Linked DNA regions of Homo sapiens: region 2 is linked to region 1. A link is an interaction called in ENCODE POLR2A ChIA-PET data of the cell type or tissue named here. Cell type or tissue: OCI-LY7. All regions are shown on one strand. Links, peaks and the distances in the headings refer to the core of each region. The heading gives the core; the rest is flanking DNA. Region 1 overlaps UBE2E2 (ubiquitin conjugating enzyme E2 E2). Region 2 overlaps UBE2E2 (ubiquitin conjugating enzyme E2 E2).

Region 1 (4,405 bases), core at 273-4,272:
GTTCCCTATGGTTAAAACCATGTAAACGAGATCATCTTGAAGGGAAAAGAAAAATCCATGAAGTTCACGGCCGACATCCCAGAAAAAATGATTAAATGCAAGAGAAAAATAGAACTTAAGATGATAAATTGATACCAACAATAAAAAGGTTATAATAACTGAAGTACCTTTTAGCACTAGTTGACAATTTAGCAGCGGTTTTGCTGGATATTTTTCCCTCCTTTTTCTTGGGCTGAACTTGTTCTCTTTCTGGTTCTTGCTGAACACTTTCACGTTGATCTCCATCGGAACTTCCTCCACTAGTGCTTGGACTGTCATCAACTCTTTGTGCCTCAGTGGACATTTTAGATCCTGGATTAAAGAATCAAAAATCATTTATTTAGCTGTACTACAGTAAGCTACCTCCAGAACACAGAGAATGAGCCTCAAAGTAAAACAAGTAAATCTCAATATAAAATGGATTAAATTGGTCATTTACAAAACAATGCAGCTTTGGGAGTTGCTAAAACTTTTCCTTCATCCATTCAAAATGTATTCTAAAATGAAAACATACAAAATTTATACATGAAATGTTCATAGCAACATTATTCATAATAATCAAAACTGGAAACAACTCAAATATCCACTAACAAATGAATGGATGAACAAAATATAGTAGTATATTCACATAATGTACTGTTAGCCATAAAAAAGAATGAAGTACTGTGTCTACATGCTACAAAATGGATGAACCTTGAAACATTCTGGTAAGTGAAAGAAGCCAGCCACAAAGGACCACAAACTGTTTGACTATTTATATGAAATGTCCTGAACAGGCAAATCCATAAACATAAAATTCAGTAGTGAACCTCACGCCTGTAATCCCCAATGTTTTGGGAAGCTCAGGGAGCACCAGCCTGGGCAACGTAGTGGGACTCGATCTCTACAAAAAATAAAAATATGATTGATACCACTGCATTCCAGCCTGAGTGACAGAGCAAGACCCTGTCTCAAAAAAAAAATTAATAAAAAAATAAAATGGGTAAGTGGTTGCCAGGGAGTGAGGGGAGAGTAGTGAAGAGTGACGGCTAATGGGTATGATGCTTCCCTGTGCGGTGATAAAAATGTTCTTAAATTAGATAATTATAATCTTGCACAATTCTAATAATAAATATTCTAAGAACTACAGAGTTGTACATTTTTAAAGGGTAAATTTTATAGTATGTGAATTATATATCAATAATGCTGTTACAGAAAATAAGACAAAAATGATTAAGGGTCTACTCTCTACCAGGCGCTGTGCTAAGCCCTTTGGTCCCACAACTGTGAAAAACCTCGACTAGCCAACTTGCTAAGTACAAAAACGAAGGTTAGTACAAATACTTGTGGGAACACAAAAATGGGACGACACTTTCAAATCCCTATTCAATCAATACATCCTCAGGGCTGGGCTAAGGTTAAAATTCTCCAAACTAGTAAGTGGTTTTAAGTAACCTTTGTGATAACAGAAGAACACAGAGGCCTGCATGACTGCATGATTCTAAATAAAAATTGAACCATATGACAGCATTCAGCTATATACTAAAGCAACCATATTTCACAAGAGATGAAGACACTGAAGATTTTTTTTTTTTTCCCCACATTCTGGCTAAAATATCCCTCAAGGCTTTCAAATTCCCTTTGCTCTGAGTTCAGGCCCCCCAAGCAGTTCTGATTACCAACTCAATTTCCTCAATACCTTGATATTTAGGTAGCTGTTATAATCTAGACAGCAGACACAAACAATTCCAGTAAGTGAAAAGGAGTATCTCTCCTCAACTGTCATTCTATCATAATCAATTTCTGAGTTTGATGACTATGAATACATCCCTTATGAGCTGACTAGCTTAAAGTGTTCTGACAAATCCAGAACTGAACCAACAAAACTCATGCCCAGACTCTAAAAGGCCTTGTGCTCCCCATGGTTTTGTCACCTAATAATCACTTTCAGCACTGTATAGCTATCTTCTCAGACACCTTTTTAAAAACAAAATACCTATACTTAATAAGTACCATTAACAGCAAAAAATATATCTTTAAAAATTATAGGTACACTGAACAAATTCCTTTTGAAATGGATCCTTTTGATTACTCTTAATCAAATTACAACTTGAAATAAAACTGTTTCTGATATGATCAAGAATAAGAACAGGTAAAGATACCTCAAATAAAGCAAAATTTTTTAATTACTATAACTTAGTCCAAATGGATAGCTATTTGACACTGATGAAAATTCATCATCACTAAAGATTTAACTTGTAGCTTGCTCTAAGCCAAAGCAATGTTGTAACACCGATCTTTAATGGACTGAAATTTTTGTAAGACAAACCAAAAAGCACTGCAAAAGAATGGAAGCATCAGGAAGCACAGAGCCACAAAGAGTCAACAGAAAATAGTGAATCCTTTCACTGACACACCACACACACCACCACCAGCACCCCTTCAACCCCAACAGCTCCCCATGCCAAACAGAAACAGATCTGCCCCAACAGCTCTGAAACATACTAACGGAAAAGCTGACTACTTTTCTACCTATTCTGTAAATGAAGAGCACCAGTCTCCACAGCTGTGACATCTTTTATGAGCACTAAAGTCACTTAATAGAACACTGAAATTTTATATCAGTATGTTTCACATCTAGCTCTAAAAGTCGTAACATATTTCTTGCTTTTTTTCATTTTTATTTCACTCTAAATTCTCATTCTTGGATTTAATATTTTTTTTCACCTTCTTTCAGTTAAAATATATCAGAAGTTTAAAATCTTGTAAGTATGTACATAATGGCATATCAGATAGGGCGGCATGCATGAGAGTGAAAAAGAGAACAATCCTCAGGGAAAGGTGCTCAGATATAGCAAAATGCTGCCAGCAATACCTTAAGAAATGTGAAATGAGTGAGAAATCATTTTATACATTTTAAAACAGGAGCAATCCATTCCATGACAAATATATGGGTACCTCAATGAAATAATATTCTCTATACTGAGGATGCAGCTTCAGCGTAATAAACTATGATTTAATAAACTATGCTGAGAGTTTCAGTTGTGTATAACATTAGTTATAAAGCCACACATTCTTCTCAATATTCTTATTTATGTGCATTTACATACTATCGAATGCCATAGTTATATAATTACTTAAAAAGATTACTCAATGATGTGATCTGAGCCATAATCTGAAACTCAAATTTCTACTGCCGAATATTAGAGGAAGATTAAAATAAAAATTAGTCTCACCAGAGAACTAATAAAAATACTATTAGAAATTCCCCAACAGAGGTGTAATTTCTGGTTTCACATTAAGGAAAAGAATTATTCCCACTTTTGAGTTAAGACATATTTCATCCAAATGTTAACCTACAAATGATAAGTCCATCTGAGGCCATTGATAACCACTATAGGAACTTTTAGAAATAAAGTTTTCACATCTCTTTTTCAAATATCAATAATAAAAGGAATTTCTCCTGGGTTTGTTTTTTGAATGCTTGATTACAGAAAAAGTATAGAAAAAAATTATTGTACCACTCAGGTGCAACGAATTTTTATGAAGAAAAAGTAGTCTATGAATCAATTTAATTAGTCGTAAGTGTAAACTTGATGTCTTGTCTCTCTGAAGTACAAATGAATAAAAATTCCTGAATTAAAATCCTTTAAACATTATCTTCTAAATTAGCATTTTAAAATTAATTCCTAAATAGCTAATCTGATCCGATTATCTCATCTACAGGGAAGATAAACTTAAATCCCAGGGTTATAAACAAACAGCTACTCTCCAATGATACTTTCAAAGATATTGAGAGAGATAAATACGCTTACTTCATAACTCAAAGTAAAATTTAATTTTTAACCATAAAATAAGTAGTCCTTCCTAAAACTATATTAAGAGGCTTACATATTGTTACTTCTTCAACACAAACTGTCTAAGCTTGTATTAGCTATGTACCCTATGTTGTAATTACAGTCCTGGAAATTAGCAACATACAGTGAATGAAACTCACATGTTCCATAAAAATGAAATGATTTGGCTTGAAATATTACTGACTACATAAAGGCAACTATAGTCATTCCATAAATCCAGCCTACTACCCAGGTAAGCCTTATAACAGTATCTACTAGTATAAAACTGCAAAACCAAGTGTTCATTTAAGCTTTTATAACAGGAAAGCGTTTAATTCTGTCATATATGTCTTGCTGTCTTCCTACTCATGTTTCTAAACTTTTCTAAAATGTAAAATAAATATATAGTATATGCACACAGCAATATCCAGCTTTAAATTTAACTGCAAAGACATTTATGCAGAAAATAACAGTGGAACACCTGATTTGGGGGTAAAAGGTGCTGCAGGGGAAAGAGAATGGGGTATGGCATTATATGAAAACACTCTATT
Region 2 (4,405 bases), core at 153-4,152, 170 kb before region 1:
TGAGACAGAAGGATTGCATGAGATCAGGAGTTTGAGACTAGCATGGGCAACACAGGCCCTATCTCAAAAAAATAAATAATTAAAACAAAATATTAGAATTATAAATGGCCGAAAATAATTTAATTCAGCACTCCCTAAAGGTAAGAGGCAGTAAGTTTCTTCTTGAAAGTCTCAGCAGATTTGTATACTGTGGTGTAGTTAGCAGGCTGGTGTTTTCAGTAGGAAGATAATGATTTTTAATTGGCTCATCACTGCAGTTTCATCCCGAAAGGGGAGACATGAATTTAGAGCCAATATTAACAGGTGATAATTAAATTACGAGTTCTGCATGCTTTATGTCCTAGATTAAGGCAAGGTGAGGCCACTGAGGCCATTAACTATAATAATTGGAGTCTATAACCTGCCTAAGTAGCATTTTATAGTATATTAGCAATAGTTGGTTAGTATTAAGTCTGAAAATAGTTTTCTTACTAAAACTTGTTTTATTTATTCAATTTTATACCTATACATTTAAATTTGAAGAATAATTTACATAATCTGTCTTTTAAAAAAGGTAAATAATAAATGTGAAACACTTATCTCCTAAAACCAATATCTCTGTTTTTAATCATTATTTGTTTTCTACATTTAACATGATTTTAAAACAATGTTCAAAATGAAGGCCCATGATTGGTTCTTTAATTTAAAAGAGCTGGGAATACGACAAATTTAAACATGTAATTTTATTAAGCTGAAATTCCTAATTGAAACGTTTAAGTATTCTATTATAAAGATTTTATACCATTATATTTTGACTTAATATTTTAAAATATTAGGTGGTTATTTCACATCCATTGTGTGGGCAGTGCTATTAAGCATCCTGTAGGAATTATATCATAGTAACAAGAATCCCTGACAAAAGAGGTTTTTTGTTTTGATTTTTAGAACATTTAATAAACATTTGCATTTACGATATTTTTAAACACCATCACTATCATTTTAACTTTACTTAATGACATATGTTTACATTTGGGGCTTTTGTTACACAATTCCCATGGACTGAGAAGTCCATTTTTGTTATGTGTATAGTGACCATATAATTTACCATCCAAACTTCTGGGGAATAAAAGGGGAAGCAATTTACTAACAACAATTATGCCAGGATGGTGACATACATCCAGTACAAGCCAGGATGTATGTCACCCTAGCATAAGAGTAGACTATTATAATATTAAAATACAATACCTGGGTTATTACACTCCCCATTCACCTAAGCAAGGCATCTCTGGAGAAATGCCTTCAGAATCTGTTTGAGCTAACAGGAATGCAAGTCTCCCTGCTATACATAGTGAAATCTCGGTCTCCCTCAACTTAACTGGAAGTGTTTTCCATGGCTGTTGTTTTCACTTTGGTGTCTTAGGCACCAAGCAGAGTGTCTTTGGCACCTGGAGATGAAACTAGTGGAATCTTGAACTACAGACCAGGAGAGGAGTGTGCTGGAGCTGTACAAAGCAGTGGCTGGAAATGAATGGAATTGGAGGCTGTGGAATGGGAAGCTAGGCTTTCCTTCCTGCTTACCCCACAGGACAGTGAGTGTCTCATTATTCCTTTTCATATAGTATCTCCAGAATTTGAGCCAGCCGTCCTTCCTTTCCATTTCCACCAACCTGGTGTTTTACTTAGAACCCACTCAGAGAAAGATAAAGACCACTCATAAGAGTAGTGAGTCTTTAAGTTCACTAGGATTCTACAAAGCACTGTTCAGGGGAGACAGTTTCCATGGGGAGTTGAGGAGGAAGGGTCTGGAGTTTAGAGGCCCCTCTTTAATTACCCATGACTTCCTATCCTGCTGTAGAAGACTGCTTTGAATAGGAAGGTCCCAGCATTTATAAGATAAAAGGTCCAAGAAGGGAGTAGAGGGATCAATGAGAGGGGGCACATTGAAATAAGAATAGTGGATGTGGTCTCAGTCATAACAGATTCTAAAATTTTAATGTGGGAGAGACAAAAGAAGTACTTCTGGTCCAATAAGTCTCTGTCCATGGCTAGCTACAAGCACAACAGTCACAGAGATGCCCCTCTAAATGGACATAAAATGTATAATTAATCCATATCTATATAGTTCTTATATATTTTAAACTGGTCTATAATCTTAACGGAAAAATAACAGCATGAGTAGGCTTAATTTTTCTCTTGTTTAATGATTTTCACAGCAATGCCTCTATTCAAGAAAAAAAAGAAAAGCAGCTTCACATTATCTTTAAATGTGCTTCTATTGTATGCTTATCTGTACTACAGTCTTTCACTGTACAGACCCCATGGTGCATGCACAATCTTTAAAATGGAGAATCCATGTAAGGAAGTTAAATGAGAAAAGAAAAAAATTCAAAACAGAATACAAATAGCAAGGTTAAATTGAGTGCTGCTAACCCCCTGCTGACACCAACTAATAGTGCAGAGGCAACAGCAGGAATCTGAAACAGAGGTCAGTGTTGGGAAATTTCAGCTCATGACAGTTATAAGTGAAATAAATTGGCTAGTTTTTCTTCCAGTGGTATCACTTTAAAGAATATTTTTAAAGTAACATTAAAGATGATACTAGACGTATATCCAGTACACTTAGTAAACAAAACAGAAATTTTTTAAAAATCCCAGTCTGAAGTACCCATTAGGAGTGTGCTTTTTCCTGCATTAAGAATTGAGATATAATTTACATACAGCAAAATGTATAAACATTAAGTTTTATTTATATTTTATACAGCTCAATGACTTTTTTCTTTTTTGTTTTTTTGAGGCGGAGTCTCACTCGTAACCCAGGCTGGAGTGCAGTGGCGTGATCTCGGCTCACTGCAACCTCCATTTCCAGGGTTCAAGCGATTCTCCTGCCTCAGCCTCCTGAGTAGCTGGGATTACAGGTGTCCACCACCACAGCCGGCTAATTTTTATATTTTTAGTAGAGACAGGATTTCACCATGTTGGGCAGGCTGGTCTTGAACTCCTGACCTCAAATGATCCACCCGCCTTGGCCTCCCAAAGTGCTGGGATTACAGACATAAGCCACGGTGCCCAGTCTCAATGACTTTTAAGACAGAAATACACCCATGTAATCAGCACTTAGATCAAAGCAATAAACATTATCGCAACCAAAGACATTCCCTTCCTGCCTCCCAAAACTATCTCTATTATTATTCAGAAGGTTTCATTCTCTAGTTATTCTCAATTAACTTCAAATTTTATATATACTACTGTAACTTTTGAAAATTGCTGGCTTAGTGAGTCTCCCTCCCACCCCAGCACCTATCCCCAATATATTTCTAACAAAAATGCTCTTGTTTTTCAGCTGTGTTCCCTCATATACCTCTTAAATACAAAGCCACTCTTATTTCAAGGATGTCAATAATTAAATAACAATAAAATACCTCGCTTGGTAGAAAACATGCTACTTTGAAAATATATTTAATTCAGAGACTATAAAGAACCAATCAGTGACACTGAGTGAGAAAACATAAAATATCCACAATGCTGCAGGGTATGGGTATTTAATAACTCAAAAACATCTATTAAAAATATGTTAACAGGCTGGACAGGGTGGCTCACACCTGTAATCTCAGCATTTTGGGAGGCTGAGGTGGGAGGATTACCTGAGGTCTGGAGTTCAAGACCAGCCTGGGCAACACAGTGAGACTACCATCTCTACAAAAAATTTAAAAATTAGCCAGGTGCGGTGGCATGCAGCTGTACTCCTAGCTACTTGGGATGCTGAAATGGGAGGATCACTTGAGCCCAGGAGGTTTAGGCTGCAGTGAGCCATGATTGTGTCACTGCACTCAAGCCTAGGCAATGGAGCAAAACCCCATTTCTATTAAAAAAATTTTTTAAAATAAAAAAGTACACAATTGGTTATAGATTCTATTATTTATTAAAATGTTAGTTACTCAGACTCTAACTACTACCCAATCTTTTAAACGTTTTCAAGTTTTATAAGCAACAGCCTCATTTTTCTTTTCTGCTTTTACTTCTACTCTCTTCCCATTTCAGAAGAAAGCTACACTCAAGTCTACCTTCCATTTGTTTATCACCTTCCTCCTGGGATCTTCCATTGAGGTGTCCTTTGATAGCCTTCATCTACAGAACACAACATATCCTCTCTTTTTCTATTCAAATGAATCCAGGAGATCTAGCTCCACCACTGGTGGAACTTATGATCTCCTCCATCTCCTTCACAGGTCCTTAAATAACAAAACACAATTCTCACAGTTCCTTCTTTTCTCACCATTTCACAGATAACATTCATCCATTCTTCTTTTCACATCATTCCTGTGAAAATATACTAAAATTCATTTAGAAAGTTCTTAACTACCATAAATCTGATTCTATATTTCCTATAATATTTTATACAGAAAGGCTATATAACAACAGGGCATTC

What was found. ChIA-PET counts read pairs that join two places held together with the same protein. Peaks named below come from ENCODE experiments on the same cell type or tissue, not always from the same donor. Only the 100,000 strongest peaks of a DNase experiment are listed, where the experiment ranks them.
Region 2: POLR2A ChIA-PET joins it to region 1 with 5 read pairs; 2 of 35 experiments call an interaction of 5 or more read pairs at or near these places.

What each region holds. Positions count from the first base shown.
Region 1 is chr3:23,204,638-23,209,042 of GRCh38, reverse strand. UBE2E2 (ubiquitin conjugating enzyme E2 E2) reads right to left here. Exons shown (of 6, transcript NM_152653.4): 2 at 168-351. The coding sequence starts at 343. Among named protein-coding and RNA genes, the nearest start is that of UBE2E2, 3.5 kb to the right of the region's middle. In OCI-LY7, for the core only: no CTCF peak of the experiment used is centred there; no DNase peak of the experiment used is centred there; H3K4me3 peaks cover 1,971 bases.
Region 2 is chr3:23,370,482-23,374,886 of GRCh38, reverse strand. All of the region lies in intron 3 of UBE2E2 (ubiquitin conjugating enzyme E2 E2), which reads right to left. Among named protein-coding and RNA genes, the nearest start is that of UBE2E2, 170 kb to the right of the region's middle. In OCI-LY7, for the core only: CTCF peaks have their summits at 2,240, 2,442 and 3,953; no DNase peak of the experiment used is centred there; H3K27ac peaks cover 766 bases.